Linked DNA regions of Homo sapiens: region 2 is linked to region 1. Evidence: chromatin loops called from intact Hi-C (ENCODE). Cell type or tissue: heart right ventricle. All regions are shown on one strand. Links, peaks and the distances in the headings refer to the core of each region. The heading gives the core; the rest is flanking DNA. Region 1 has its middle 58 kb from the start of MTPN. Region 2 holds the start of CHRM2 (cholinergic receptor muscarinic 2).

Region 1 (16,698 bases), core at 4,260-12,259:
TTTGGTCCTGAGGTCCCTTGCATTAAATTACCCTTGTGTTATTAAAATAAATTCTTTACATTTTTGCTTATGTTAGCTTGGCTTGTTTTTTATTTTTATTTTTATTCTCTATATCTGAGAGAGGCCTAACTGATACATTCACCTTGTCACAGACTAAGCCAAAATCATGGTATTGTTGTCTTTTGAGATTTCATAGCTGGTGACCCCAGGCCATGGGCAGCCTCAGCAAGACCCCAAATACCCTCCATTTCCCCCACGATGCCATAAAGTATGTTATCATTTTCTACATGACCTTGATGTGTAAAAGGTTGGAAAGCACTGGTTTAAGGTATGTTTTAAGTCAAATCAACATTGGGGATAATGACAAACTGATGTGCCTGAGCAAATGGACATTCTACGTGAGGCTTCTTAGAGTATCACAGTTAGAGCTAAAAGATATCTCAGAAATCTTGCTTTATTTTACAGGTGAGGATGCTGAGATGTAGAGAGACTGATTTGCTCAAGATAACAAAGAGTTTTATTGATTTGGGAACCCATGGAAGGGGGTCAGCTGTGAGATATCACATGATCAGACTGACTGCCTGACCAGACTGACTGCCATCCTGTTAAAGGTCAGCCCTTCCCTGTGTGCTCTGGATCCTATGCCAGCTCACCTTATTGAGAACTTTGTTTCTTTATGTTCTCTTCCTCCTGCTTTAGTCATCTTTTCCTTTCAATCAGATCATCTCAGCTGCACACAAACATTTTCTAGGCTCTCTGAGCAAACAAGCAAGGACTTGAACCAACTCCTTGACCTTTCGGGCTGGAGTATTTCTTTGCATTTTTTCCTGGTCAGACTTCAACCGTTGTCTGTGCAGCCATTATAGAAATTTCTTCTTCATTTTTCATCTCCTCCCTGAGCCATTATAGTTGGCTTCCACTGTGACCACCAATTTGCTGAAACCATTGTCAAAGTCAAGGTAGAAAGTGATTTTCATTTTGCTAAATCTAGTAGACATTTCTCTATTCTTATCTAACGTGATTGTTTTTAGCAGCATCTAATCCACTTGACCACTTCTTGAAGAATTCTCCTTTTTTAATGCTCCTCATGCCTCCGGCTTTCTCCTATTTCACCAGCACCCCCTGCTCAGACTCCCTTGCCTGCTTCCCCTGCTCAACTAATCCTCTAAATGATTGTTTTCTGGGGAGCTCTTACGGACCCTTTTCCCTTTTCTGATTTTTCTCCCTAGATGGATTTCATCTATTCTATGGATTCAAATACCAAACAAATTTGGTCCTAATGTTAAAGACTACCAAACATACCTTCTGCCCTGATCCCTCATCAGAACTCCATTCTTGCAGATCCAGCTGCCTACTTGACATTTCCACCTGAGTGTCTCACAGATATGGCAAAATTTATAAGTTCAAAATGCATTGTTAACACTTCCCACAAATCTCAATCTCAGCAAATGGCCTCACAATCCTCTTGGCTACTCCAAGAATCCCAGGAATGATATTTGATTCCTTCCTTTCTCTTCTTGCACAAGTCTCATCTATCAGAAGATTATGTTTGTTGTATTTCTTAAATATGCCCTAATCTCCCTTTTTTTGAACTCCATTGCTACCATTTATTCCAGATCAATATCTTTTAGTCTTCCCACACTAATTTATTCTTCTCATATTATTAAAGGTAATGTGCTTAAAACAGAAATTGTATGAGGTCACCCCCAGGCCTGCTTAAAACTCTCCAGGGACTTGCCATTGTACCTAGAACAAGGTCTGAGGTTTAAACCATCATCTCTAGGATTTGCATAATCTCATCCCTTCTTCAATCATATGTCTTAACTTTCTTTTCCCTAGTGGATGGACTTCATCCATTCTTCTTTTTCCTTTCTCAAAAATTCCATGCTCTGTCTTGTTTCATAGTCTTTGAACATGTTCTTTTCTCATCTGTAGAATCTTTTTCTCATTCTATGTATGTCTACAGCTCTTCTTAACAATCTTTGTCTTAGCTTAAGTAACACTTCTTTAGAAAGATCTTCCTTGACTATTCTAAACTTAAGAATCTTGTTTGTCTCCACAATAGCATTAAACATAACATATAACCATTTAAACCATTTTATTTATTTGAATTTTGCCTCCTTATCTTGTTCTCTTTCAAATTGCAAACTCCCTGATGTTAGGGATGTCTTTTCTACCTCTAGCACCTATTACAGTGCCTGGCTCAATTTGCTTTATAAAGGAATAAGACACATGAAGAAATTAGTTTATATAAAAGCAGTAGGTCAGCGATCTTTTCCTTTCTGTACTAGGCTATACTGTGATCATTTGAGTAGAATGGAAAGCAGTGATAAAATTTTCTTGAAGGAAATAGTTGGGTATATCTGGCTCCCTGAGTTTTGCAATTGCTAAACTTTTGTTTATTTTTCTCCCCGTGAATATGGATGGGAGGTAGAAGGTTAATTACTATGACATTTTTTTTCTAATATATCTCAAACCTAGGTGTTAAAACAAGCATGTGTTGGCTTTTAGTCATTGTTTGTTTCAGAGGGCACATTACTATTTTGTGCCTCTGGGTATAAGGCATTTCTCTTCTTTCTGAGTTCTCTGTTTTTAATTATTATTATTCTTTGGTTTTACAAAGTGTGATATTCACCCCATGTATAATGCTCTTTCTGGACACTTTAATTCATGGAAGAACATTTTCTCCAATGATTTTTAGGGAAAAACAGTAGTTATGCTAAGATTATCTAACAGCAGGGGTTCCTAATTTTATCTTAAGTCATAGATTCCCTTGAGTGTCTAGTCCAAGCTATGTAATAATTGCATTGAAAAATGCATCTACACACACAAACATGTTTTGGGTACATGTTAATGAACTGGCTAAAGCCCATTCATGAGCCCTACACACTTAAGAACCATTATTCTGCAATGCTCATACACACCTTGGGGAATTCCCTTATTCTCCACCCATGAATTTGACAAACCAAACATTTTTGATGGAGGGGGCACATTTAGGTCCAGAGCATGAGAATTCAGTTCCCCTTACCCCTCAAAATAAGAGCTGAAGGTCTTCCTCCACCCTGAGATTGTCTAGTCTTAATAGTTATGTTATATAATACCTTCCATCATTGAAGTGCTCTCTTTTTTTTTGGTGATAACCAAATATTTTTGTATGAGGTATTTGGTTATCACCAAAAAATGTTTATTTCTTCAAAGAACTCATGATACCATTAGGAAGGTAAGACAGATGGAAACAGTTTATTAATCTACACACTGAATTCCTTGCTCTAGATGACATCAAAATAAGTAAGACCTATTTTTGTACTTAAAACACATATGATCTGCTTAGAGGGATGTTGGAAATAGACAAATGGCATTGACACAAAGGTAAATAAAATAAGGGTTGGAAGAGTCATTTGAAACTGGTGAGACAGGTAGGTTTGATGATAAAGGGAGAGGGTGAGGGTGGCAGATTGGACCTCTATGCCTGCTCTCTGTTAAGTTTCCCAGGAGCTCCATGGGGGCCTAGGCTAGCAGCAGACAGAATGTCTGTATTTGTAGCACTGCCAAAATCGAAAGACCTATGAGATCCTTGAATACAGGGTTTGAGCCTTACTCGTGTTTAAAAAGTTTCTTTAGGGTATGGCTCAGTATTTGCCAAACAGGAGCTGCTAATAAATGTTGGTTGCATAGAGTTTGAAACAAAACAAACAAAACAAAACAAAATAGCACCCCTTGCCAAAATGACAACAACAACCAACAAAGAAACATAAAAGCCTATTGACACACACTGTAGTCATAAATGCTAACCAAGGAGTTACTTAGGTCTTGGCCACTAGGATTTGACTGCCTAATACAGACACGCTGTGGTACACATGGGAAATGCTTTGTACATACCGTGGTCCTCCTTAGTGAGCCTACTATGTCTTTGTGGAGAAATAATCCAATTCATTTCAGAAAACAGTGTAAAGAGGAGAATCTCTAATTGGTTATTTCTGTGTATGACTTTTTGTTTTGTTTAATTTCCTATTTGGTACATGACAATTTGGCTGATAATCATCTGAAAAATGTTGAGTTGCTTGTGAGCTGTTATAAATTACTTCTTTATACACAGCCCATCTTTTATTATAATATAGAGATATAATACTTAGATATAGCTGCTTTTATTTGTTCTTTGCCATAACATTTGCTAGTAATTTTTTTTCATTATTGGCAATGCTTACATAATGACATACTAATACCTACAGGAATGAATCACAGTTCATCTCGCAGATTTATGGCATGCCTACAGAAAAAGTACCTTATGATGCAAACCTGAAAGTTTAAATAATCTCCTGAAAGTTCCACAATCAGGTAAGCAAGCAAATGTGGTTTAGAGGTCAAAAGAAAAAATGAATCAGTTTAAACTCTTTTCTTCTTTATATCAATAATGAAACAAGAAGGATTGGGAAATGCTGTTAGCAAGCAGATAAATCATTTCTTCATAGCACAGTCGAAATAGAAAGCTTCCACTTGTGGGAGGGTTCATGTATACCTTTTGCACGTAAGCTCTCTCTTCTTCCTACACTTGGGCTAGCAACAAGAGTGCGGTTCTGCAGATCTGCTTGGATTCTAGGCAGAGTTTTTCAAAGCATCCCCTTTGCTTTTCAGCCACTTACATTTGTCATGGTCCTTGGTTGTGTTGGCCAGTTTTCTCCCATTCATAGCTATCCTTAGAGTTCAGTAAGACCTTAGCAAGTATTTTGGTAGGAGGAGGGAGACTATGTGGTTATGACTTTATTTTTCTTTTCTTCCTTTCTTTTTATCCCCCCGCATGCCTATTCTCCACCTTTCTGGTCCCTCTTTGTGTGTCTTTATCCTTGTTTCTCTCTTTCTGTCTTCTACCTGGCTCTCTGTATCTGTGCCCATGTCTCTGTCTCTTTTCTTCTTTTACTTGCCTCTCACTCCTCACATATTTATTATGCATTACCATATGCCAGGCACTGAGTTAGGGGTTGGGGATGATAAAGATGATATAAAAGATGGTTATGCTTTCCAGAGTTCCCAGTGTAATGGTGCAGGTGTTGAGAGGAGGGAAAGACGTGAAAAAAGTGAGGGCCTGTAATCCCAGCACTTTGGGAGGCTAAGGCAGAAGGATCACTTGAGCCCAGGAGTTTGAGACCAGCTTAGGCAACATAGGGAGACCCCATCTCTACCAAAACCAAAACCAAAACCAAAACAGAAACCAGAAAAAAAAATTAGCTGGATGTGGCGGCATGCACCTGTGGTCCCAGCTACTAGGGAGGCTGAGGTGGAAGGACCGCTTGAACCCAGGAGGTTGAGGCTGCTGAGCCGTGATTGTGCCACTGCACTCCAGCCTGAATGACAGAGCAGGACTCTCTCTCTCTCTGTCTCTCTCTCTCTCTCACACACACACACACACACACACACACACACACACACTAATAGAGTTATAAATGAGATGCTATAGTAAGACAAAGAAGTATTTAACTCTGAAAAGATCAGGGTGAGTTAAAATCTGAAATAAGTCCTGAAGGATAAGCAGGCATTTTCCACATGAACAATCGTGGCCCCAACAGAGGCCATTCCATGGGTGGTGGTGTGTACGAAGGTCTGGAGGCGAGAAAATGCAAACATTATGGAAATGGCAAACAGAGCACCTATATTTAGTCCACTCACAACCAAAAATAAAGGGTAGATCACAGAGCAATAGTGTCTACAAATGGAATAGTAATTTTTACCTACGTACCTACATAAGTCCTGTGCAACTGGCGCATTTTTGGTTTGTTTTTGTTTTTCTACCAATAATCACCCTCAAATGCATGTAATGTAGCTGTGTTAGGAGGTGATTCTCCTCCACGGTCTGAATTATTGGCATTAGGCTGAGAGGATCCCCTTTATTCCTCTAACCAAAAAGATTTATGCTGAGTCTTTCCTAAACCGAAAGTATAATAGAAGCCAAATGTTGGGGACTTGAGGGCAACCTATACACTACTCCACTTTCTTTCCACCTAGTTCTGAACCAATTATGAGAGAGATAATGAGTAAGGCAGATGAAATTCCAAATAGCCCCTTTATTAGTAATAAAGGCTAGTTTGGAGAATGTGGGTCAGGCATATGGCAATAATAATTTCCTGGCTCCTTTCTCCAATTTGGGGAGACTCACCTACCTAGGTAGGGCTAGAAAACCATGGACATCTCTGCAATCCTGATGAAACAGAGCATCAGACCAGAGGTGTCTGCCAGCAAGCAGAGAAATGGGAAAATAAGGCTGAAGAATGCCTGCTTTGTTTCTTTTCCAAACTCACTCATCATATAGATCATTCCACTTACCATGGAATAAAATAAGTGAGTGCGTGGGGAGAGGTCATGTGTGTTATATTGATGATGTCCCATGGAAACTTGAAGAGAGGTAAAAGAAGGTTCCCATCACCAACTCCTTGACTAATATGTATCACCCCTTTTCCCCATTGCAGGAGGTTGACATTTGGGTGAGAGTGTGTGAGAAATGTCTTTTCAATAAAAATGTGAGCATTTTAATTCGAATCCCTGGCATGAACTAGTAGGACAAGCAGAGATACCTTTTGTAAACACAGTTTGTAGCTGAGCTCTTTCTTAAAGTAGAGGCATAGCAAGTTGACCTCTGAAGAACCTTCTGGATGTGTGGCTCTGGAGTACTCTATTAAAATGAGTAGATTGAGAAACACTAATGTTATAGTTCAGAAAGCAGGAGAGACCCAGGCCTTTAGAAGCTATCTAGAATTGAGCAGGAGATTGGAGATGTGCGGCAGTCTGACCTTTTGAGTAGGCTTTAAATTTGAAAAGCAGGCTGTCAGATTGTTACTGAAACTTTGTTTAGTACATAGTGTTCCGGTAACATTTAACTGCACTTTATCAAGCTCACTCGTCTCATCTCCAGCTCCCAGGGACTCTTTGCTTTCCCTCTGATGTAGATTCTGCTGGGGTGCTGTGTTCTTTCAAGATAAGACAGCTGCTCTACTCTAGCTTAGAGATGACTGCATTTTAGTGTCCTTGATTTTCTTAAACAGTTGAAACAAGATTTACAATTTAATTAGCAAGGAGCTGTAATCTGTCAGAGTACCATGCCTTTAATAGCTGCAGAGGCATGCCTGTAGGGGCAAGGGGACTGTAGCTTTTCCAGTGAAGTCCTACTTAAGTCCAGAAAATTTACTGTGACCCGTCACATTGCTTTTCTGCTTCTATGGCTTTGTCTCCTTTTGTCCCTGCTGTTGCTGTTGGATGCTCCCCCAGTTTTTTCTCCTTGTTCCTTGGCTGCTCGCCCCGAGGTTACCCTGATTCCACTTTCCCTTAATGACAATACATCTTTAAAGTTGTAGAGCATACCAGTCATTTGGGGTGGGAGGTGAGGGGACGGTCTTCTTTAAAATGCAGATTCCTGGGCTGTACCTCCAAGATGCTGACTTGTTAGGTCTGTGATGTGGTCCAGGAATCTCACTTTGACCTAGCACCCCTAGAGATTCTGAGGCAAGGTCGTCCAACAACCTAACTTTGAAAAACCCTGCCAAGTACGATGCTCTAGTGTCCTGCTTATGCTCTCTTCAGTATGTGACCTTGGTCCACCTCTCATCTTAGTCCTCACTACTGTCATTTAGGTGCTAAAAACCGGAAGGGCCTTGGCTTCTGTAGCTTGAGAAGCTTGAGATAAGACATATTCTAGGCTGTATGTTGAGGAAGAGAATCAAATTGGTGAGGTGTTTTGAGATTAAAGGGACAGGCTGATGACACTGTTAGCATGCACTTTCCATAAAGCTGGAGGTCTCTGGTAGAGTTCAGCTCTGTTCAGTTTAATAGCCAGTTACCCCCAGTCTCTGTGCTTCATGCTGGTGGCCCAGCTCTCTAGGAGCATAGGGTTTTAAGCAGGTCCCTGTTAGAGCCCAGTTTTTCCTCCCCAAAAAGCCTATTAAGAAGTTGGTTGCCAGCTGGGCGCAGTGGCTCACGCCTGTAATCCCAGCACTTTGGGAAGCTGAGGCGGGCAGATCACCTGAGGTCAGGAGTTCGAGACCAACCTGACCAACATAGAGAAACCCCATCTCTACTAAAAATACAAAAATTAGCTGGGCATGGTGGCGCATGCCTGTAATCCCAGCTACCCGGGAGGCTGAGGCAGGAGAATCGCTTGAACCCGGGAGGCGGAGGTTGTGGTGAGCTGAGATTGCGCCATTGCACTCCAGCCTGGGCAACATGAGCGAAACTCCCTCTAAAAAAAAAAAAAAAAAAAGAAGAAGAAGAAGTTAGTTGCCTTCAATGTATGTGCTATTTGTAATGTGATTTCTTTTCTTCTTGTTTTTGTTTTGAGTAGTAGTTGGGAATGTGGTCTACATTTCTTTGTATTTATTTTTAAAATTCTTTCGAACTTTTAGTTTTAGCATGGACATGTGTGCAGGTTTGTTGCATGGGTAATTGCACGTTATGGAGGTTTGGTGTACAGATTATTTTGTTACCCAGGTAATGAGCATAGTACCTGATGGGTAGTTTCTCAGTCCTCTCCCTCCTCCCATTCTCCACCCTCAAGTTGGCCCCAGTGTCTAATCCCTTTTTTGTGTCCATGTGTACTCAATGTTTAGCTCCCACTTAGAAGTGAGAACATTATATTTGGTTTTCTGTTCTTGCGTTAATTTGCTTAGGATAATGTCCTCCAACTCTATCCCTGTTGCTGCAGAGGACATGATTTTGTTCTTTTTTATGACCATGTAGTTATTCCATGTTGTAAGTGTACAACAGTTTCTTTATCTGATCCACCGCCGATGAGTACCTAGGTTGATTCCATGTCTTTGCTATTATGAATAGCACTGTGATGGACATATGTGTGCATGTGCAGACCTTACTTTGAGGCATCCTATGGACAATGTGCATCTCTTTAGGGATATTTGTCCAGGAATAAGGAACCCCTGAAACTTCAGCAGTTGGGGAGAATAATGAACAGTCACTCCAAGGGACCTTATTTACCTCTTGTTAGGATGTTAATCATGGGACTTCTGAATTTCTAGAACCATTTGTAATTTTATTTCCTTCCTTTATGAGAATTGTTTAATTTTTTTATTTTTAAACTATTCCTATACTACATAGTTCTTCTAGACTATTCTTTTACCTAATATCATCTATTCATTTTCATCATTTTAATACTCATAGTTTACTATTTTTTAAATTATCTTTTTGTTTATGATGTCTATTTATCCTGCTTCATTTTTTACCACTCTATCGTTCCTGTTCACTTTTTGAGTTTTAATTTTGTCTATATATTGTGATCATTTTGGAGCTATGACATTTTGCAAAGAGTGAAGTTGAATTTGTGGGGGATCCTTTGCATTTTTGTTTGGTATATGTATTAGTCCATGTTCACGCTGCTGATAAAGATACCCAAGACTGGGCAGTTTACAAAAGAAAGAGATTTAATAAACTTACAATTCCATGTGGCTGGGGAGGCTTCACAATCATGACGGAAGGTGAAGGGCATGTCTCACATGGTAGCAGACAAGAGAAGAGAGCTTGAGCAGGAAGACTCCCATTCTTTAAAACCATCAGATCTCGTGAGACTTAATCACCATCACAAAAACAGCACAATAAAGACCTGTCCCTATGATTCAATTACCTCCTACCGGGTCCCTTCTACAACACGTGGGAATTCAAGATGAGATTTGGGTGGGGATATAGTCAAACAATATCAGTAAAGGAAAATTACTTTCAAGTTAGGTTTGTTGCACTAGTTTTTATGACTTGCTTTGTCATCATCTCTGTTCCCTATTTATATTTTCTTTGTAAGCAGCATGTTTCACTCGAGTAGTTTGAAATCTAAACTGTTTACTCTCTGCCTCCTCAGGGAGGTTTTATGAGAAGTTAGCTCTGTTTAGGTGGTGTTGGCATGGTACCAGCATGTCAACTTTTCTTGGTACGGACTGGACTGCAAGGTGATGTGACTAGAAGGCCAGTAACTTAAAATTCCTGAAATTGTTGCTTTTATTTAAAAAAGAGTTGTTGTGCCTCAGTGAAAGGCAGTCTGTATGAAATATTAAAAATTATTATTGCTAGTTATTTACGGTAGGTGGAGAATGTTGGTTATCTTCCCAGCTGCCCTTTAGAAAAAGCTTTATAGTAAGCTTCATGGTATAACCTTTGTGTCATAGATTGAAATGACCTGGATTCATTTTTAAGATAGTTTCACTTAAAGTAGTGTGTGCCCTATCCAAAGACCTAAGAAAAATCAATTCCCATGCTACCCAAATGTTGATATCAATTTTCTCACTTGCTAAGATATGCTGGCTGTAGTTTAGTAAAAGGATCCTGTTTTCAAGCAAACAACAACAACAAACCCGAAGAATAAATAGTTGAAAGTTTCCTAAAATCTCTTACAAGCATTCCTCGCTAACTCTGAGAATCCTGAGGGCAAGTTCAGTATACTTAGAGGTTACTTGAGCCCTCAGCCCTGGCTGGGAATCCTGTCAGCTGTATCAGCTTCTGTGGTGCCATCAGCTGCTTTTGCTATTTACAGGTCTTTTGTCATCCATGAGTCACTTTTTAGTCCACGTCTGTTCTTCCTGGCTTGGTGAAGCCTCTAGACTGCCTTTATCTTCTATGTCTGAAATAAAATAGAAAACTGCATTTCAAAGATAAGTACTTATTTAATCACTATGTTAGTCTGTTCTTACATTGCTGTAAAGAAACACCTGAGGCTGGGCAATTTATAAAGAAAAGAGGTTTAATTAACTCATAGTTCTGCAGGCAGTACGGGAAACATGGCCCCAGCATCTGCTCATGGTGAGGCCTCAGGAAGCTTCCAATCATGGTGGGAGGCAAAGTGGGAGCAGGCAGTGTAACATGGTGAGAGTGGGAGTGCATGCATGAGAGGGGAGAGGTTCTACACTCTTTTTTTTTTTTTTTGAGACGGAGTCTCACTGTCACCCAGGCTGGAGTGCAGTGGCGCGATCTCGGCTCACTGCAAGCTCTGCCTGCCGGGTTCATGCCGTTCTCCTGCCTCAGCCTCCCGAGTAGCTGGGACTACAGGTGTCTGCCACCACGCCCGGCTAATTTTTTGTATTTTTAGTAGAGACGGGCTTTCACTGTCTACACTCTTAAACAGCCAGATCTCATGTGAACTCAGCAAAAGAAGTCACTCACTATCACAAGGATAGCACCAAGCAATTCAGGCAGCATCTGCCCCCATGACCCAACCACCTCCCACCAGGCCCCAGCTCCAACATTGGAGATTACATGTCATGTCTGCTTTTTTTTTTTTTTTTTTTGAGACAGAGTTGTTGCCCAGGCTAGAGTGCAGTGGCTCAATCTCAGCTCACTGCAACCTCCGCCTCCCCGGTTCAAGCGATTCTCCTGCCTCAGCCTCCGGAGTAGCTGGAATTACAGGCACCCGCCACCACTCCTGGCTCATTTTTGTATTTTTAGTGGAGACAGGGTTTCACCATGTTGGCCAGGCTGGTCTCAAACTCCTGACCTCAAATAATCTGCCCTCCTTGGCCTCCCAAAGTGCTGGGATTATAGGCCTGAGCCACTGTGCCTGGCCTGGAAATTACATTTCCACATGAGATTTGGAAAGCACAAACATCCAAACTATATCTATCACTTTGGATGAATCATGCCTTTACCCTTGCATGGGCTTTTGTGACTGAGAGTTTATGGACACGTGTGTCCTATTTTACCACTTAATATAGAACTGATTGTTTTAGTAGGTAGATTTTAAAGTAAAACTATCAATCACTGAGTAGATTTTCTTTGTCTATCAATTTTCTATCTAGTAATAGAAGCAGAGAGGATGTATGCATATATATATATGTATATATATATATGTGTATATATATATATATATATATATATATATCTCTTCATCTTAAGGAATTGACTCATGTGATTGTGGAGGGCCAGAAAGTCCAAAATCTGCCGGGCAGGCCAGCGGGCTGAAGAACCAGGAACAAGTTGATACTGCTGCTTAAGCCTGAAGGCAGTCTGCTGGCATAATTCCCTCTTTCTTGGGGGAGATCAGTTTTTTTCTCCTTAGGCCTTTGACTGATTGGATGAGGTTCACCCACATTATGGAGGATAATCTACTTTATTCAAAGTCTACTGATGTAAATGTCAACCTCATTTAAAAAATACCTCACAGAAACGTCTAGAATACTGTTGGGCCACATATTTGAGTACCTGAGTTGTTGCCAGTAAAAATGACAATAAAATGAACTATCGCATACCCCAACTTCATTTTGGAGAACTACTCTCCTTAGTCCATGTATATCAGGTGGAGCTGACCTCATTTTTCTGACTCCAAGGGTGAGAATGTGACATAGGCCCATCATAGCATCAAAGTATCCTGGCTAAAGAGATTGCTTCAAGGCTGGCCATATGACCAAACCCAGATCAATGAGAGCCAGTCCTGGGATTTTTGCCAGAACTACCAGGACTGAGCCATTGTATCATTCTTAGAGTTTGAAAGCTAAGGGCCTGGAAGTCTGGAGCTGCAGGAGGTCATCTTTGTTCCCATATGGGGTAAGTCTGCCGGAAAGTTAAGCCAATCCAGGGAAAAGAAAGCAGGAGATGGAGAGATGAGACATGGAGAACAAGAGACAATTTCTTGCGGATATTATATAAATGTTATTGAAAACCTGAATCTAGCTATCTTGATCCATGTTTTTAAAAGCTAAGTAAGCTAATACATTCTTCTTTCTGCTTAAACTAATTTGAGTTTCTATCACTTGCAACTGAAATAATTCTGATGAAGATGCAATATGCTGGATGTTCTAGGTAGTTCCCAGAGGCAGCCGCTTTCAATAACTTTAGCTGATTCTTTTGATGTTTTTCTCCATGTATCTAACAATATGCCATTACTGCTGTTTTGTGATTGATTTCAGTCAGTAGTTGCTGACTTCCTGTTATGGTGAGTGAGGATTCCTTCCTCCTTCTCCATTTTATAATTTTTTCTAAATGCTTCAACATATCTGTCAGCCACTCAGAAAAAAATGATGTAAACATTCAAAATCATCAGTTGCACTCTCTGCCACCCCTACACCCTTGTGCCATAGTAACCATTTGCTGCTCTGAGCTGGCCCTGCTGCCCTCCGGACTTGGTGCACAGCCGTTGTTCAGGGGTCACTTCCTTTCACTGATGACTTGCGTAGGAAAACATAGGAATGATGACCTGTGTGTTTTGGATTCCCAGTCTTCCTCTCTTGATTTTTCTCCCTCAATTTATTAAAGCATGTACTCCAGGAGTGTCCTTAGAAAGCACTCATGGGAAGTAATGTTTTTTAGTCCTTGCTTCCTCATGTGTGTTATTATTAGACTTCTACACAAGCACACCCTGTTTGTCTAGTGGAAGCATTCTAGGTTGAAAATAACTGTCTAGCAGAATTTTACAAGCATTGCTCCACTTTCTTCTATACCCAGTGTTGCTTTTGAGAAAAGTCAGATGCTACTCTGACAAATGCAATTATGACGTTCTCTTCATACCTATTATTCCCTAACTCCATGATTATGCAATTTGGAGGTTTAACAAAAAATGATTGTGGCAGGTGTTTGCTGGGCCTTTTAAGTATTGAGATCACGCCCTTAAATTTGCAAAATTGCTTCTAGTATCTATTATAATTTCTACTCATCTAGTTCTTTGTTCCTTTTTAGAACTCCAGCAGTCAGCTGTTGGTCCCCTGTATTTTCTCTCCCGTTTCCTAACTCTTTGCCTTTTGATTCTACTTTTTGGGAGATTTCTTTGACATTATTCTCCATTCCTTTTATTAAGTATTTCATCCTAGTTGTCATGGTTTTAAGTTCTAAGAGCTTCTGCTTGTTGTATGATTTTAAAAATATCAATTTTTATTTTACAAATGCATTATCTAAGCTCTCTGATATTAATTGCAATTTTTTTTGGTTTGTTTTGAGTGTTACCTAATTGTTTACCTTTCTTCTAAGATCCTTTTCTTTTTTGGCTATTGCTTTTGAATTCACCTTTTCATGTTGAAGTCTTTCTTTTCAAGCATTTATGATCTTGAGTTGTCTGTTCATATATGAGTGAAGCTCTAGATTGAAAGCTGATTGGAACATCTGTGTGTGTGTGGGGGGGCGGTGGGGTGGGGGTGAGTGGGGAGGTTGTTGATGGTGGGCTTTACTACAAAGCAGACCATCTGGCCTCTTCATCAAGAGACTCCCTCTCCCCCCACCAAATGTAAATATGCCAGTTGTCTTTCTGGGGTGCTAGGGTGGTTTGATTTTTCTTTTTCTCTTTTTTTCTTTTCTTTTTTTTTTTTTTTTTTTGAGATGGAGTCTTGCTCTGTTGCCCAGGCCAGAATGCAGTGGCACGATCTTGGCTCACTGCAACCTCTGCCTCTGGGGTTCAAGTGATTCTCCTGTCTCAGCCTCCTGAGTAGCTGGGATTACAGGCGTGCCCCACCACGCCTGGCTAATTTTTGTATTTTTAGTAGAAATGGGGTTTCGCCATGTTGGCCAGGCTGGTCTTGAACTCCTGGCCTCAAGTGATCTGCCTGCCTTGGCCTCCCAAAGTGTTGGGATTACAGGGGTGAGCCACAAAGCCTGGTAGGGGGCGGTTTAGTTTTTCAAGTTTAGATTCCCACTCTCCTGCCTCATGAGTGGTGCTGAAGGTGATGGAGGAGGTAGTATTTTCTACCTGCCATGTTCTAGGGGGTGGGAAGGAGGCTGATATTTTCATTTGTCATATGTATTCTTTGCTTAATTCCTCTGTGTTCAGTCTTGTGTCTCACTCCTGACCTGTTCTGTCCTTGGACCCACCCTTTGGGTTACCCAGTGCCATGAAATCTGGAGTCCCTGAGTTGCAGGGGGAAATGTCTCACTCGTCGCCATCCTCTTCTCCTTGAAGGCGCTCGGCATATGATTCCTCATACTCTGTTAAGACAGTGGCCCCTCCTTCCACTTTTCATTTTCTGAATATCTGTGTCTCCTACTCTATTCTCTTTATCTCTGAATAATCATAATCTTTTAAGTTCTTTTATGGTCATTTTAGTTGTCTAGGAATATAGAGAAGAAACAACAAAATTGTTATGTGATATTATACATGTAATCAATCTTCCACTTGAAAGCAGAGTTACCTGCAAGACTCTTGACATCCTTACTCTCTATTTTAAAGAAATGGCAACTGGAAATCTAAGATAGTGCATCATGGGTGTGGTTTGTGCAAGAAAGTCAATGCTGACCTCCAGTCAGCAGACTCATGCCCAAAGGGGGGCTTTGGCCTAATGTCACAAAATTCGTAATATATGTGCATGTATGTTTTGAATTAAAATGAGGAATGCATATATCTTTCAACTGACTTTTCTGACTAACCACCCAACTGCTAATTTGAATTTTGATAAATAAGAGGGTTTCTACTGACCTTTTAAGATTTTCATAGATTTCCCCTTGGTTAGAGTGATGGCAGTGACTCTGTCTGCCTTTTTTATCACTTTAACTTCGGTCCCTAGAACAGTGGCTGGCTCACATAAATGGATACTCTAGAAATGTTTGTTGAATAAAAGAATAACTTTTCAAAGCTTTACAACTACTCTTTATAGTAGTTTTATTAACCCCATCTTATAAATGAGAAAACAGAAGCTCAAAGAAATCAAGGGTTTATCACACAGATGACAGAGTGGGTAGAGGAAGTTGAATATAGATTGCATGTTAGATAATAGAATTTTTGTATCTTGTATTACTTTGTTAGGTATAATAATGATACTGTGGGAAAATATCTTTACTCTTAGGAGATCCATGCTGAAGTATTTTGAGATTAAGTACCATAATGTCTACACCTTTCTATGAAATGATTCTCTCTCTTTATCTCTCTCTCTCTTCCTCCCTCTCTCTTTCTATGTGTGTGTGTGTGTGTGTGTGTGTACAGAGAGAGATAAATTAAGGATGGTAAAATGTTAATTATTGAATATAGGTAGAAATATATGAGAGATCAGTGTATTCTTTCAACATTTCTGAATTTTGAAAATATTTACCACACAGAGTTGTAAAAGCAAAAATTAAACAAAAATAGAGAATTAGACTCAAGTTTGTTCAACTCCAAAATATCAAAAAGCAAATTAAAGGCAACTGCTCAGAAATGATCCAGTGAGCACTGAGGATCAAACACTATTTCCTTTAGGAAATGGGAGCTAGGCAATCCAGAGAGAGCAAGTAAGGAGTATTTAATACATAATTCTGATGGTCTTCTCATATAGCCACTTCCGTAAAGTCAGCGTAAGAGTTAGGACAGAACCTTTATATAGAGAAAGGAAAGATCTATGGAAAAAAAGACTGAAAAGCCTGTTGAAGGAGGTACTGTTGAAGGGACTGGGACTTTTTTACCTGGAAAAGAGAAGAATTCAGGGTAATGTCATCATCTTCAATACCCAATGCACCAAATACTCAAAAGACCAAATGCTAATTTAGCCTAAACCCATTTACTCTTCATAATGTAAAGAGTCAAAATTTTCTAAAAGGCAAAAGATTAAAAAGTAATTTAGGAAAAATTTTGTATAGATTAATTACAACTTATTACGTAAACTTGAAGAGAACAGAGAATGTATATAAAATTTTAGTTGTCCAATTTGCTGCAGGCCAGGAGGTAAGAAAATACTTATTGAATGTCTACTTAGGGTGCTGCCCTGTGCTGGTATTTTACTGGTTATCTATTTGATGCTTATAACAACCCTATGAATTTATGCTGCTTTCCCTTTTTCA
Region 2 (16,698 bases), core at 5,337-13,336, 830 kb after region 1:
TATAAAGATGTATATATATACACATATATATAAAGATATATATACACATATATAAAGATATATATAATAATAAATCTTGGGATATTAAACTATTTTTAAATAATCTTGGAATCAGGATGGATGCAATATCTTTTTATGGATAAATAAAGTGAGGCATGGATGGGTTAAATTACTTAGTCAAGGTCATATAATATAGAATAATTGACATGAGGATACAGGCACTTTCTACTTGACTTCACTATTGCATTCCATTTGGGAAGACAGGCCATATTGTAATACAATTAGAAAAATCTATCACGTGGTTAACTTTTTTTTAATTCATAAAGCTTGAGGTGATAAATTTACATTACCAGGGTAATCTGAAAATATTAAATAAGTTTATTGCTTGATGTTGGCCAAATGACATTCCTGTAAGTATGTGATGCAAGGGGTATTTTGATGCTCCAGGTGACCTAATTTAAGAAATTGTTTTCAGATGTGACCAGGTGCATATTCACCCAGTTCATTCCATTGTAATAGGGCAATACTGTGTAATGTGTACAAAGTACATTCTTTTTGTAAGAAGCTGAAGTTCACCATTTGCTGATCTCATTACGCAGAATTGCGCACTTAAATGAACAAATATTTCGGGAGTTATTTTTAAATGAGTCAAGATGGTCAATACGGAGGAAAAATATAAACATTTGTGATGATGGTATAGACTTAGGAAAAGGTGAACACAGACTTAAGATTTGCCCCTAAGTAACCATTCACCTTCAAATTTATGTGGTTTCAAATTGTATTTTGAAGTTTTATTTGTACTAGAGAGTAGCTTTTATTCTTCAGGGATAACTGAAAGCTAAACAAACACTCTGCATGTTTATACACAGTCACATAGAAATGCTTTAAAAATGCTGTCCCCCTTGCACTTCTGTGCTTTGTAAAACAGGCACAGACAGTGCTATTTATATTTGTAATAAAGCATTTAGATTAATTTTTATGGTTTGCCACAGATTCATTTTGAGAGGCACTGTGACACGCCGGTTTTGGGTATTAGACTCTGACCTTTATCCTTAGCAACTAGACTGCTATACATTTCGATTCCCTCCACTCCATCACAACACCCCCAGACTATTTCGAGTAAATTCTTTTTGTGTGTGCCATCAGGTTTCTAAAGAGGCTCACAGAGAGAACTGTCACCACACAAGGGAGAAAGCAAGCAAAAAGAAAGAAATAGAAGCCTTGTCAGAACTATTTTTGTTTTCAATACTTAGTTTCCTTAAAAGCTAAATAGAACAGGTTTATAAGCTGCATATGAGGAGCTGAGAACTTTCAGCTTAGTATGAGAGCCATGCTGTAGTTTCTGGTAGTTTAGTGAAGGAGTTACAAAACAGCAGTGTCTCATTTCCTTTTCCTGACAGCTCTTATCTTGGTTTCCCATGCTTCCATCGATGTACTTTGGGGTGAGCATAGGAATCTCATTCTTAGTCTTTTTTTTTTTTTTTTTTTTTTTTTTAGATCATGAGTGTTGACTCCATTAGGACTTCTAATTTCACTAAGTGATGCAATCATTTTTAAAATTTACTTTTATTTTACCATCTTTATTAGTCTTTTAATCCAATGCTTTATGCTTAGTTCCTAAATTACTTGCAGGAAAGATAGATCAAGATTAGAAACAAAAATAGCAATCGGAAATTCTGTACAGAAGAGAGAATACAATAAGAAAATTTACCTTGGGAGGCCATGGTGGGTGGTCACCTGAGGTCAGGAGTTCAAGACCAGCCTGGCCAAAGTGGTGAAACTCCGTCTCTACTAAAAATACAAAAATTAGCCAGGTGTGGTGGCAGGCACCTGTAATTCCAGCTACTCGGGAGGCTGAGGCAGGAGAGTCATTTGAACCCAAGAGGCAGAGGTTGCAGTGAGCCGAGATCACGGCATTGCACTCCAGCCTGGGCGAAAAAGCAAGAGTCTGTCTCAAAAAAAAAAAAAAAAAAAAAAATTTTACCAACTAACTCTCACTTTCCAGGAAAGTTATCATCACTAAGCAGTCATAGTACAAAATGCTTTTAATGTTATGGGGTTATTTTTAATTATGTATAAACATTGTATTTACGTTAATATGTATATTAGTATTCTGGCCAAAAATAATAAGCCCAATGACAAAGACAACTCATAATTTAAGTTTGAAAAAATCTTCCATGAGAATCATCATCATATTCATCTAGTGATATACTAAGAAATGTTCCCTATAACTGTTATAACAAGTTGTAAGCAAGTAACCACATCAAACTAGAGTTGAAATTGAATATACTTAAAACTGACTCAGCCATCGGGGGAAAGGTCCACTATGCTTGCACGCCTGCTGCATTGGCCACACCCCAATTTATAAGAAGTATTATCAGGTTTAAAAACAATGGGATCACAGTGCAGATCAGAATTATTATTTTTTTAATTTAAGAAGGAGGAGTCTAGGTCTAAACTTACACAGAAACACTAGTACATAGAGTTGAGGTCAAGATTATTTGGTAAATCTCCAGCTGGTAGTTGGGATGCATAAGAACATAGTAGCAATTGAGCCAAAAAGAATATTTAAAGACAAAAAGGCTTAGAATGAGAAAATGGTTCTGAATTAGGTGGTCAAGAAGAAAAATCAGAGTTTCTTCTATAAATGCACAGAATTATAGGGAGTCAGTCTATCTCATCTCGTTATCGGAACACAGTCATGGTCTTGAGCTTGAGAAGCTAGTTTTTATAGTTACAGATACCACTGCTCTTGGCTTTGGAAGCCGGAATTAAGCAACTGCTGGAGCTCTGCACTTGACTTCAGGCAGAACAGGAATCTTTGCTTTAGAGTAGAATTTTCATCTTTCTTCATTGAAAGTTGTATAAAGACAAGGGGTACCTTGATATGATATTTCATACCAGGAGCTGATGAGAGAATCTACTTAGAACAATATAAGGCAATATGTATCTGGAGATAAGGAAAGTTTTAGGCAAGAGTTAATCTTGTTCCCTCAAATGACACCAGAAAATAATATAGGTATATCCTTACCCCACAGATGAAGGAATCACTGGTGTTTCCTTTTCTTTATTTGATAGATGATCCCATCTATCCAAAGTTTTGGCCCTAAAAGCAATTCTATCATTTATACCTTACCATTTGTCCATCTTCTTCACCGCTCCTAGTATTGCACAGGTGACCCTAATTTAGAGATAATAGCACAGAGGCTTTCTATGCAGCACAGCTCTTCTTAGAAACTGGGTGGCTTATTTTTCCACTTTCACCTTGAAAGTTTGCATCCCTGCCCATTTCCCATTCTCTCACTTATCACTATGGACCAGCTCTGGGGCATGCTGCAAAGAAACCCGAGAGAACATTCCCAGAGATAAGCCTACTGTTATTCTGCAAGCTGAAGGTATATACTACAGCTCAAAACGGGTTTTTATTCCTTTCAGTCAATGCTGTGAACAGCAACTGCATTCCAGTTCTTAGTTACATTATCCCTATCCCAATGCCATTATGTAATTAGAATAAGCTGTAACAGCCACAGCCAAGAGTTTTCTTCTCAAGAAATTACAGAAGTGACCATGTGCCAGAGACACACATTGCTAAGTAAGTTTGCAGTCAGCTTAATTGCTTCCAAAACACAAAAGTAAAAAGAAAAAATAAATAAATAAATAGCTACAGAGAAACTAGGCGATTGGAAGTACATCCTAGAACATAGCACTCTGGACAAAGAGTGTGTGGGAGTGTTATTGCCCTTCTTAGGCTTCTCCATTAATTAACTTCAGAAATGAGACATAATATTCAATAATTTTTGGATACTTTTTCCCACTCTGGATATTATAAAGCATGGGCCCAAGGTTTTGCTAGTTGGTCATTAATAGATGTCTTCAGTTTTAGCAGTAATTTCCTGGTGATTGCCTTAAATATTGTATGTATTGCTTCATCATCCAGAGTATTTTACCCACAGATTTAACTTAGCATAGCTTCCAAATTCTAGGTAGAGTGTAACTCAGCTATAATCTACCTCTGGAATTAGTTCCCTAATGAAGAGTCAAGGCTCTTTACTGAATCCCCCATGGGTTATGACAGCACAGATTTTATTGGAGGTGCCTAATAATAATAATATATATATATTTTTGTTTGTTCTCTCCAACTTAGCTTCCAGAGGGCAGGAAAGCTTCCTTGTTTTTGCAGACTTAATCCTAATATCTAAGAGAATATTGAATGATATATAAATATTTGCTGGACAAATCCTGATGCTTCAAGTCTGGTCTGTGGTGGGCTGCTGAGAAACATAATTCTCAGAGATGCAATCTGGCATTCTCACGAGGACCCACTGAAACTTACAATATAGTAGAAGGAAAGCAAAGCACAGGCATTTTGTTTATGTGAGACTTGCTTAAGAAAGAAATTTGTCCAGGATTTGCTATCAAGTGAGAGAAACTGTCTACTCCATATTCTGGCATAATAAAAGGGGAGTACCTTGTGCCACCTCTGGACCTCTCAAGGTAGATTTAGAGTGCTTGTTATTGAAGACATTCAATGATTGCAAATAATACATGCTTATTGGGCATGCTTTCAAAACCAATTCAATTTCTAGAAAAACACTTGCCAATAAAAGCCTTGTAGGAATGGAACACACACAATAACTATGCCTAGGGCCTTGCCTCATTCCTTTCTGCAGGGATTTATGAAATATTGCCCATGAGATTTTGTAAATGAGGTCCTTAAGCCTAACACGCCATCACTTTGCTGGTTAAATAATGAAAAGACAGGATTTGTCTTAGGCACAGTAAATCACGGAATGGTTTAGAGTATGCTGCCTTGGACACACTGCTAGGGGAGTGTGTTTTTAAAGTGAAAAGATCTATATGAAGTGATATTACAGTATCAGACACACTCAGTTAAGTCTTACTTAGCAACGTGCAGCTTTTGCATCACAATTATTCCAGTCACTCTCAAGAAATAGAGGTAGGTCAAATTTAATCAGGAAGTGGTCCAATGTTGTGATGGCACCCAGGATTTATTTCTTTAGAATGTGTTAGCATTTCTAGCTTTTCCCTTTAGTTGGCTTAAGAAATTGGTATGTTGTATGATCTGAGCAATTATGTGAATTCCCATGAGTAAGCACAGGTTTCTCTACAGACTCAAAAGATTTTAAGTATTCCTAGATGACTCTTTCCTGCACAAAGATTACTGATTCAAATAATCTGAGACCTCATGCATATAGAAGAGTATCATAAGACTTTCACTTTGAATTTGCTAGAATCTTATCTTCATCTGAGATTCCAGCATTTAACTTTGCCTGTAAAAAGGGGAAATGTAGGCTGTTTGTGAAAATATACACTGAGGTAGTTGTTGAAACTTTCAAGTTCACCCTGTCTTAGAGGTTCGCTTCTGAAGCAGCGCTCAGCTTACCTCCTGGTAGGAGGAACACACATACACTAAATGCTTCTCTAAGGAGACAAGCATCCCATGTGACCTTTTCCTTCTGTATTCTTAACACTGATTTATCACCATTGCAGCTGTTTAGCATTTTGCAGGGTGGTGCACTTCCCCTCCCATCTCTGCTTTTTCTCCCTTCTTCATAGTCCCTGTCTGCAAAAGAGCCCTGTATTTTAAATATTTTATACTCAGCAGCAGTAAATGTTTTCAGGCATTGGGTAACACTATCGCTGCTATGAGAGAAAAGAGTTGAAAACATCTGTGATGCCAAACTTCGTGGAAAAGAAAAAAAATAACAAAGCATTGTTTGTCACACTGTCACTAAACATTATCCCTCAGAATCAGTCCTATTTGTATATGAAAACTTCAATTGCAGGGTCTGAAAAAGAAAAGCTCAGGATTTTCTAGAATAAAAACAGATCATCTTTTTAAGCTAAAGAATAGAAGCTTTTAAATTACTCTCTGGGAAGGTCTGTAGGAAAAAATAAATAATTCTAGGAAGAATAATGTGTGTATTATGAAACCATTATTAAGATTTCAAAACAGTAAGAGACAATTGAAGAACCCATTGTAAGTAGTGATTGTCATTTAGCGGAGATCTACTTTTAACCCAGGATTGTTATATTTCAAACTGAGGTCAAGGAAAAGAAAGGTTTCTTTGGCATCCATCAGATAAATCAGCCCACCTTTTCCAAAGCTCCTGCTGATAAATACGGTGCTTCCCTGATTTAACTCTTAAACAGTCTGTGTGAGTAGAAGATGAAGGACAAGGCAAGATCTGCTCTTGGCTCATTTTCCCAATATAGGCAAAGCCCTCAACTTCATTTTCTTGGTTCCTTGAAAATAGAAAAAAAATTTTAAAAATGTTATGACTGCCATACCTGGTGGGAAATCACTGGAGTTGAACTTGTCACCCTCTTAATCCACTTATGATGATAGAGTGCTGATTTGTGCATCTAATTATTGAAGCCTAATTATTGCTGCAGTGAAATCAATGTGGCATGTTAAATATGCGCCACACTCCCAGGAATGAGACCTGTGCTTCCCCTTCTTCTCATGTTAGTGGTGACCTTATTTATAATCTTATTCAAACGAAAGCTTTGTCAAAGATTCAAAGTCACCCTTCACAGGCATTGAGAGCTCTTCAGTGTGTGTCTGAAGGTTATATGTAATGAAGTTTGGCTTAATAAGTAGAAATTACTAATTTATTAGAGTTCCTTGAGGTGGAAAAGAGGAATGTAGATTAAAAAAAAAATCTCATAGATGCATTTTACAAAGTATTTAAAAAGCAGTTTTGAAAATGTTCCACACCAGCCGGCACGGTGGCTCACGCCTGTAATCCCAGCACTTTCGGAGGCCGAGGCAGTCTGATCACTTGAGGTCAGGAATTCGAGACCAGCCTGGCCAACACGGTGAAACGCCGTATCTACAAAAAATACAAAAATAGCTGGGCGCAGTGGCAGGTGCCTGTAATCCCAGCTACTTGGGAGGCTGAGGCAGTAGAACTGCTTGAACCTGGGAGTCAGAGGTTGCAGTGAGCCCAAGATCATGCTACTGCACTCCAGCCTGGGCGACGGAGTGAGACTCCATCTCACGAAAAACAGACAAACGAAAATGTTCCACACCAAGAGTTACTAATCATATAAATGCTATATTCCTTGGGTGGGGAGTATTCTTTTTTTTTTCCTCAGAAAACGAACTGGCTTAAGAGATTAAAATAAAACACTCAGAATACACATGATCATTTCTTGTATGGAAACAGCAACTAGAAGAAGAAAAGAATTAAGTTCCCTGGGGTCAGAATGCTGATGGATTATGTTTATCTTGTTAATTATATGATGGTGATGAGCATTATGGTTTGCATTGTCAAGAATCACTCCTTAATACTCTGTTTCAGAGGTCACAGGTGTGACCCAAGAAACTGTATTTTTCAGTCTTGACCGACAATGTTATATTTATAGCAATTTGCTATGTGTCACATGCTCTTTTAAGAATTTCACATGAATTACTTCCATTATCCCTCCTACCAACCCCGACATGTATGCTATACCCATTTTATGGTTTAAGAAGCTGAGGCAAAGAAAAGTTAAACAACTTCCCTAAAATCACAGTGAATGGCAGAGTTACAAGTCTATATAAAGATGTGTTCTAAGTGATGACCTAGAAAAAGAAAATGGACATAATTGATGACCGTTGGCTAAAAATGATGCTTCCCTGTGCAACTCCTCTCCAAAAGGCCTTAAGTATACTGACTTCTATTAAACATAGCACTTCAGTCACACATAGACTCTGTTTTATTGAGGTTTAAGAAAAATATTCGTTTGCCTTCATTGGTTATTTATTTGGTTGCTCATTTTGGAATGTGCAGCTTTATTAGTAAAAGGGGGCTTAGTGTTCTTAATGATGTAAAGGAACAAAAAAGTAACAAATCACTGGGTTTTCCTGTCTATTGCTGGCCAGGGATCTATTTCTCCTCACTTTTTTGCTTTGATGGGTGTGTGTCTGTGTGTGTGTTCCAAAAGACTCAAGCAGCTTCATGGGTTTATGGAGGCTCAGTAGACAGAAATAATGGAGTAAAAAAGGAAAATGTGAATTCATTCTGAAAAGAGTGTCTAAGAGAGGAGAGATGACAAAATCAGATATTTAATGTAGTGGAACAAATGCTGGGAGAGGCTGAGAACAAGACTTAGCAGGGCTGTTTTGATTTTCTCACAGGTATCTTATAATCACCCAGTGATGGTGGGATGTAAGTATGGAGGTTGAAGGCAGAGACACAGTATTGTAATGCTGCATTTTAGGATGACTTCAATCAAGCAAAATCAACTTTGTGTCAAGTCCTGCTTGGTGATAGCTATGAGTTAACAAAAAGGGCAGAAACTTTCAGCTACAGCATTTCCATTTATCAATAAATTTACATTGCTATAAAATTAATCATTGGATTGTCAACTGTTACATAGATGTTTCAAATGAAGTGTCTTTTCTTGTCAATAGGAATAGAAGCTTATAAAAACACAGGGACAGTGGTTTTTGCTCTTGTGGATGGCCTTTAATACCTAGCAAAACCCTGGACGTCAAGAACTGAACTGAATTTAATTGACTATATTATATTATATCAATGTATCTTTAACTTGCTCTTTGTCTATCCCTGTGACCCAAAAAGTGATGTGTCCAATTCTGGGCTATTCAATTTAAGGTTTCCACTTCTTGCTCTTTATTTGATTGAAGTTGGATGAGAGAAAATAAAGCCTATGTAATATATAATATATTGATGTTATATTCACATACACATATGCTTTTACAAAAGCAAGTTTTGGCCTAAGCTACACTTTAGAATCCTATCATTGTACTTTTATCAAATGAGGTTAGTATCTAAAAATAATAGATACAATTATTGGCAGAAATTTCTCATTAAAATAAAGAAATAAACATCAAAGGCAGGTCTGAACACAGAAAGTTTGCATCCTAAATCTTTTTTCATGGAGATCACAAATTCCCTGAAGCATCAAACATATATATATTCTGGAGATATATATATATATATATATTTTTTTTTTTGAGAGAGATATATATATATATATTTTTGAGATATATATATATATTTTCTGGATATATATATATTTTCTGGATATATATATATTCTGGACATATATATATTCTGGATATATATATCCTGGACATATATATATATATTCTGGATATATATATCCTGGACATATATATATATATATATTCTGGATATATATATATATATTCTGGATATATATATCCTGGACATATATATATATATATATATATATATATATATATTCTGGATATATATATCCTGGACATATATATATATATATATTCTGGATATATATATATTCTGGATATATATATATATTCTGGATATATATATATATATTCTGGATATATATATATATATTCTGGATATATATATCTATATATTCTGGATATATATATCCTGGACATATATATATATATTCTAGATATATATATTCTGGATATACACATATTCTGAATATAGATATAGATACAGATATAGATATAGATATATTCTGTAGTCTACTGCCCATTAGCTGAAGAAAACATGGTCACTGGCTCATATTTAAAGTAAGAGAAAAAAATTACTTCTCCTTCGGATACATTTGTCAAAGCTCCAAAGAAATAAACAATCTGTGAATAGTTCAGCACAATTATATATTTACAAAGCATAGTGGATTTAGTCTAACATTTTCCCACCTGGAAAAACTGGGCTTAAGTATCTCCGACAAACAAAAAGCAATACTGCGTTCTTCCCAATATGCCATGTCACCTTTGTAGCACTCACACACTTGCAGGGAAGGGACTCGGGGTTGGGGGTGGTTCTGATGTAGAAATTGCAGATGGAGAGCTGGGCTCTGGGGATGGAAATGGAGAGAAGCGAAAAAGAGCCTGGAGAAACGGCTGTCATATTTGCTCAGAAGAACCGCCAAATCAGAGAGCACAGAAGATTTCATTGGAGGAGCGCCTTCAACAGCAACTAATCCTGTCATACTGAAAGAAAATTGTAAATGTTCTCTCCAGAAATTGTCCGCCCATTGCAGCTAATCGAACACACACGCACGAATACAGACACGCTCTCCTGCTGTACTAAAGGCGCCAGGGCGCAAAGACCTAGGGAGCGCGCGCGGGCACACACACACACACACACACACACACAGACACACACACACTCACACACTCCAGGCTGCGGGTTGGCCAGAGCCTGGAAATCGCAGATTTCACCAGGAAATCGCCGAGGTACCCGAATAGGTGTTGCCTCCCAAAACTAATTCCTACTTCCCCAAGCACTTTGGTGAAGAAATGAATCCAGCCCAGCTCGCCGAGGCATCCAGGTCTCCATTCTATTTTGGTCTCCAGGCTCTTCGTGAAAGCCAGGTTTGAAAGTCTTGTTTGCTTCTCCTTTAGTGGTTTGGCGTGGAGGGCGGGGGCAGCGTCAATTTAACTCCAGTCTAAACCACGAACAGGTCACAGACTAGCCAAGTGGCTGAGACGAGTGTGGGGTGCGTGACTCTGCCTGCGCGCGCGCCAGCCCCGCAGCTCTCGCCAGAGCCTTGGGGTCGGTTCTCTCCCGCCTCTCCCGCCTCTCCCGCCCCACCCCTACAGTGTCTCGGCATCAACTAATCTTTTCCTTTTCTTTTGCAAGATCAAGGGAGAAAGAGAACCGGCAGCTGGCCTCGGACTCTAAGCGGTGCGCAGCTCCAGCCCGAGCGGATCGGCCCTGAACCCACAAAGGACTCCTCGCTCCTTCAAGCCTCCACCACCTCGCAGCCGGGGAGGCAACTGGAGCGAAACCAGCGACAGGTAAGGGCCCCGCGCTGTGCAGCTCTCCGCTTACCCACTCCAAGGGCCCTGGCACCAGGGGGTCTCTCCCTTCATATCCCCCCAAGCCGGAGGCTCAGGGGTCGGGGCTTGGGGGAATTGGAGGGAGGTCCTCCCCACGTGCAGATTCTCAAACGGAAACTTTGGATCCTGGGGCTTGGAGGGTTGCGAGCAGTGATGGCGGGTCTGAAAGGAAGGGGCAAACGAGGCACAGCGCGAGGCGAGGTACCCCTACGATTCCGACGGTCACTGAGTCCAGCCGAATGTGGCGAAAGCAGCCTGGGAGCTGCGCTGTCCCGGCGTCGCTCCCTATTCCAGCCCCCCATTCCCTCTACTGTTGCTGACCCCCCTCCCGCCACCCACTCCAGATGCAGCCATGGACAAGACAAGGAGAGCTTCGTCCCTCCCGCCCCTCGGGTTCCTTCCTGCTGGGGTCTGACCGCGTCTTCTGTGCGTGTGGGATGGAGGCCCGGCTCGCTCGGGCTCCGAGCTGTCCCCCGGCTCCGCTTTCGGAGCAGCCCTTGGGCGCTGGAGAGGTTTCCCATTGCGGTCTCCAGGTCATGGCCAAGGAGGAGAAGCAATTAGAATGGGGGAAAGGGTCCCAAGACAAAGGAGAGGGAAGCATTCTGCAATCCCATCCTATTTGAGCCCCGCGCAGGAGCTGGACTGTCCGCCGTGGCTGGGGGACAAGGTCTCAGCCCGAAGCTCATGAGGTACCAGACAGTGCCTGGGCTTCGCCACCTAACTCACAATGGGTCCTGAACCGCCCGGGCAGTCCCCGGGGTCGTAGACTGGGGACCGCTGCACCCCTCCCCGCCCGCAATGTCCCTTGGAGTCCGCACCTGAGGTCCCAGGCAATCGCCGCTAACTTGTAGCTCTCGGACACGGACAGGTGCGGTCCATGCCTGGTGCCGGTAGACGCGCAGAAATTCCACCTGTGCGCGCTGCCCGGCGCCCCTGGGGCCCCTCACGGGGTAAGTAGAGACTCATCTGGGAGAGGTGAAAATTCCCCAGAATTATTGACACACACGGCGGCACACCCTTTGCCTCCGTCCGCCTCCAGCATCCGCATCCCTTTCTCTATCTTCCTGCCCATTGCCGTCCTCGAGGCTGCCCTGAGATACAGAATTGTCCCAGGCTGAGTCCACCGACCCGCCAGTCCCTGGCGATGATGCCAAGGCTCTTGCATGTACGGAAATACCAGCAGGGAGGTTCGCCAGGGGCAGAGAGGCTGGAGGAGAACAGAGAATTGGAGGTAAACGCGTAAAGCCAGCAGAACTGTCGGTGGACATTTCACCCAGGCCGCCCTCCCGCGTCTTTAAGTCAGTTCACCGCCACAGCACGTCTGTGACTGCGGCCACCCAGGGCTCCAAGTCTGCCAGCCCAGGCGCCGCGAGCCAAGAAGAGCGCGGCGCCTCCCACTCCTCAAGCTCCGGAATCCCCCACATCGACTTTCTATTTCCCTGTCTTCTTTTCTTTTTTGTTTGTTTTGCTTTTCCTGCTCTTTTCTTAGCGCTGGGTGGCAGTGGGTATGCGGCAGCCGTGTGATTTGCCCATCCCCTAGTACACGCAGCCAGCGACACAAGCACACAGCGACCAGTCCCCACGCTGTGCCACACACCCTCCAGCGGTCCGGCGCGCAGCCCCTGCTCCACAGCCCGGGACGCCTGCAGCCACCGCCAGGGTCATGGCCATGGCCCACGCAGGGCTCTGCGGGTGGAGAGGGGAAGTCAGCCTAGACTCCAGAGAGAAACCCTGGGGCAACCCGAAAGGCCTGAGGAAAACTGGAATTGGGGTTAGGCATGAGGGGAGGGAGTCTCTGGGGAAAACGGGCCGGGCTGTGCGGAGCCCTGAGGGCTCCTGCGGCTGCAGCGCTGCAGGCCGCCCGCGTCTCGCCCCGCCCCGCCGCTGGGCGTCCCCGCCAGGAGCCCACCCGCGGGCGGCAGCTTTTCTCCATGCTGCCCAGGGAAGTTCGATGCCTGGTGCTGGGATGCGCCAGCGCTTCTGTTCGCTTCTGGCAATCCTGGCGTCTCCCAATGAGAGGGCTCTCAAAATGAAGCTTTTAATAAACTCCAGAGTAAGGAACTCGGGATTGTGCGGCAAAGGCCGCGCATTGCACTTTGTGAGCAATCGGTAAATATGCGCAACCATATGATAGGAAATATATGCATTTTCATTGATAAGAAAAAAAGAGATGATGGTATTTTTAAACAGAAGCCACAAACAGGCATACCTGTGCCATTGTTGGGGAGCTAATAATAAAGGCACTGATGATCACAGGAGTAAGAACAATTGACTTGGCCAAGAGACAATTTTAAGCTGGGAACTGTATTCGGCTGCAGTTCAGAAAGTGGACTTTTGAGACTTGTCAAACGAATGGAAGAATTTTGTGCCAACAATGTCCCAGCTTTGCAGGCTTGGCAGCTGAGGACTCAGAAGTAACAAATTAATGCCAGGTGAATTATTATTGTTACTACTATTATCAAAATGTGTTCCAGTTGCAGCAATACAATGGATAAGCAACTTCCTATTGACTCTATTTGCTTTCCTGGGCTAGACAATAATGCCAATTAAAACTTAAAAAATTTAACCTGACCCTAAAAAGAGGTGAGAACTCCAGCCAAATCTGTTTACCATTTTAAAATAAAGCTCTGTGAATGAGGTGGGGTGGGAATGGGGGAAAGTTTTGGGACTCCAAATTCCCAGGGCTAGACTGTCTGAAAGATGCTTCATTTTCCTATAAAATAAAGAGGCATGTTTGTTTGTAGAAGGGTGCTTGAGGGTGCCTGGAGGCAAATTGGAGTGAGCAAATAGGTGGATTTGAATACTGTCATAGTTCCAGTAAAAGGGAACCCAAAGAGCATGTTTTCAGCTCTCAACTAACTTCAGAGTCAGATGTGGAAAGAACTAGCAGGTGAAATACTGGTAAAAGTCCCTTTGGAGTGAGTTCCCATGGTCCTTCAATTTTGGGAGGCTGAGACTGTTGTCTTCATGTTAAAAAACAAACAAACAAAAACACATATTGCTCTAAATTTGACCCTATCGCCTTCATTGCCCAGAAAGTCCAGATAGTCAAGCATCCAGATGTGTCTTTACTGGACAATTTTCCAATTCCAATTCCAGAGCAGCCATTCCCCAGGGCCAATAGGAATGGGTGGTTTCAGAGATCCAAAGAAAACAGTCCCAGACTGCTGGCAGGTAGGGAAGGCACAAAAAGCATGAATGACACTGTCTTCAATGGAAGTTAGGCTGGCTAATTAGGAGTCCTATGTCTCTCTGACCCACAACAATGAGTAAAGTTAAAACAAGTACAAAAGAGGGAGAAGAGAAGAAATTAGAACAAAAGGGAAATGAAGACGGAATGGGAGAGAGAAAAATGAGGACAAGAATCTGTAGGTATATCAATAATCGTGCTGGATTCAACCTCCATCACTGATGTCAGCCTTTGTTTAGAATATGCATGTGAGCGAACCCTTTCTATTATCTTCACAAGATCACCCAGACACCATTCTCAATCCTGTCTTAAACTTTTCCCACTTTACTCAATAGGACAGAGACTGACAGAAACATTTTGCCACACAGTTCTCTTGAAGAATTGGTTTTCTTTATTTAAACTTATATTTGACTTGCTTGAGATTTTATGACATGGACTCTCCGTGGCATAGTTCCCAAGAGACTCCTATGTATCGAAAGCCACCAATGTCCACCTTGTGACTACTAACAACTGGCTTTTGCTTCCTGTACCCACTCTGTCCACCTTTGGTTCATTGAGCAGGCATCAGGACTTCTCTCATTTAAGATAAATGGCATAAGTATACTGATTGCATATCCCACAGCTCACCTGGCCTATGTGGTGGAGGTGGTATGTGGGGAAAGAGATGCAAGTCACCTTTCCTTAGGCAGGTATTTTTGCTGTGTGTATTCTAAGTCCTTGGCATTATTCTAAGCATCTTCCCATATGATATTTTCTGTTTTGTCAGTTGCTTTAGCCTCACTGCTTAAAATACAGCCAGGCATACCTAAGAAACATATTAAATCTCTTTTGAATGAGTTAATACAGCAATCAATTTTCTCATTTTATCTTTGCAACAATCCTATGTAGTAGATGTTATTTTCTACAGGAAGAAATCAGCATTCAGAGGGGTCTGGTAATGACCCGAGATCATACAGCTAGTAAGTTGCAGCCCCTGGATTCAAACACAAGCTTGTTGGACTCCACTGTCTTAGTTCTTATAGTGTGTCAATCGGTTCGCTATAAATAGTTGTGGCACTTGTTTTCCCTGTGTTTGGGGAAAACAAAACCATGGCATTCAGAAGTTCAATGATGTTCTCCCCATCTGTTAATACAACTTTGCATGTTTTTGTTAGATCCTCCAAACCTTAAGCAAAGAAGAGGCAGTGCTGAGTAGGCTCTTAGTTGGCACGTGCTTGTCTTGTTTAGTCAGTGATTGCCTCTGGCAGAGGTAAACGAGGGCACCAAAATTTTGGCAGATGCCATTTTCACCTCTCAGCAATACTAAGACATTATTAAACAGAAGTTCTTTTGTCTGATGCATAGTAATAAAAGATAATTTTGATATCATTCAGCTGAGTTCATGATAGGAAGCAGATCAAGAGACTTTTTCAAGGTGACACAGCTAACCAAGAACTGCATAAGAACACACACATCCCAATCCCAGTCTAGTTGTCTCTCCATTTTTTCATGCTAAATGAGTTCTCTTTTTCTATAAGATTGTTGGCACTTAAGATTCTGAATTTCAATGGCCCCATTTACTTTTAATTAGTATTTATTATCCACATGTGCTTTGAAAAGTATAATGTTACTTTGTAAACTGCTATTAGCAAAGAATGAGGTAGGTTCCAGTTGGTTTGCCTCTTTCCACTCTTTATATATCTTTGTCTTACTTTATTTATTTCTCTTTTTTTTTCTTCACATGTTCTAGCTCCTTCTTTTATACTATGACCTAAATATACAATCATCTTAACTGGTGCTGTTACCATGGTAATGTTTCATGGTAGATAAGGGTACACACTAAAAACTCAGTTTTCTCATTTTCTTTCATTAGTAATGGAATTCCTTCTGTCTCTCTTTTTTTTCTCTGTCTTCCCCCATGCCCTCCCTCTCTCTCTGCCCCCCCTCTCTCCCCTCTTCCCTCCCAAATCCAAGCTTTCACTGAATGATGCCCTCTGGTGTTCAATAACTGGAAGCACATTGGATTGGATAGGACAAGGACATCCGTTTTAAAGCTTAGGGAGAATTTCAATTTCAAACAAAAATTCAACTGGACCTAAGCAAGAAGGACTTTGAATTAATATGTTTTTAAGCAAAGAGATTAGTAGAATACATTTGTTGTCTGGGCATGTCAAATGTTGTTTACTATGTATACAGTTATGGCAAAGGGGTGGGAAGGATATTTATACCCTTACAGGTTTAACATTGTTATGAAAATGTTCTTATGGAAGAAAAAGAGATGCCACCGAGATATCCCTGGGAGGATAGTCTGATAGAATATTCTGCACATTTAAGTCTTTAAGACTTCTAAATGGAAGTCTTCTATCTTTAGAATGGAAACATTTTTCTTGCTGAATATATATATATATATGTAAAAAATGCATGTGTGTGTATGTGTGTATATATATACACATATATACATATATACACATATATACATATATACACACATATATACATATATATACACACACATACACACACATGAATTTTATATATATATATATATCTCCAGCAAGAAAAAAATATATATACATATATACATATACATACACACATACACACACGCGTGAGAAAGAAAGAGTGGAGGTATTTGTTAGGTGAGAAACGTAGACGTTTTACTCTTACTTACATGATTGTGTGAATAATAATATCAAGCTGCACATTTTTA

The links. Peaks named below come from ENCODE experiments on the same cell type or tissue, not always from the same donor. Only the 100,000 strongest peaks of a DNase experiment are listed, where the experiment ranks them.
Region 2: it touches region 1 in a loop (6-fold over the local background); 4 of 110 quality-filtered maps call a loop at or near these places.

The regions. Positions count from the first base shown.
Region 1 is chr7:136,026,699-136,043,396 of GRCh38, forward strand. It overlaps a transcript of LOC105375523 not described here. Among named protein-coding and RNA genes, the nearest start is that of MTPN, 58 kb to the left of the region's middle. In heart right ventricle, for the core only: no CTCF peak of the experiment used is centred there; a DNase peak (open chromatin) is centred at 7,283; H3K27ac peaks cover 4,279 bases.
Region 2 is chr7:136,858,642-136,875,339 of GRCh38, forward strand. CHRM2 (cholinergic receptor muscarinic 2) reads left to right here and starts at 10,011. Exons shown (of 4, transcript NM_001006630.2): 1 at 10,011-10,351; 2 at 10,620-10,777. RefSeq lists an enhancer at 10,690-11,452. In heart right ventricle, for the core only: no CTCF peak of the experiment used is centred there; DNase peaks (open chromatin) are centred at 10,080, 11,813 and 12,643; H3K4me3 peaks cover 3,966 bases; H3K27ac peaks cover 3,907 bases; H3K27me3 peaks cover 3,421 bases.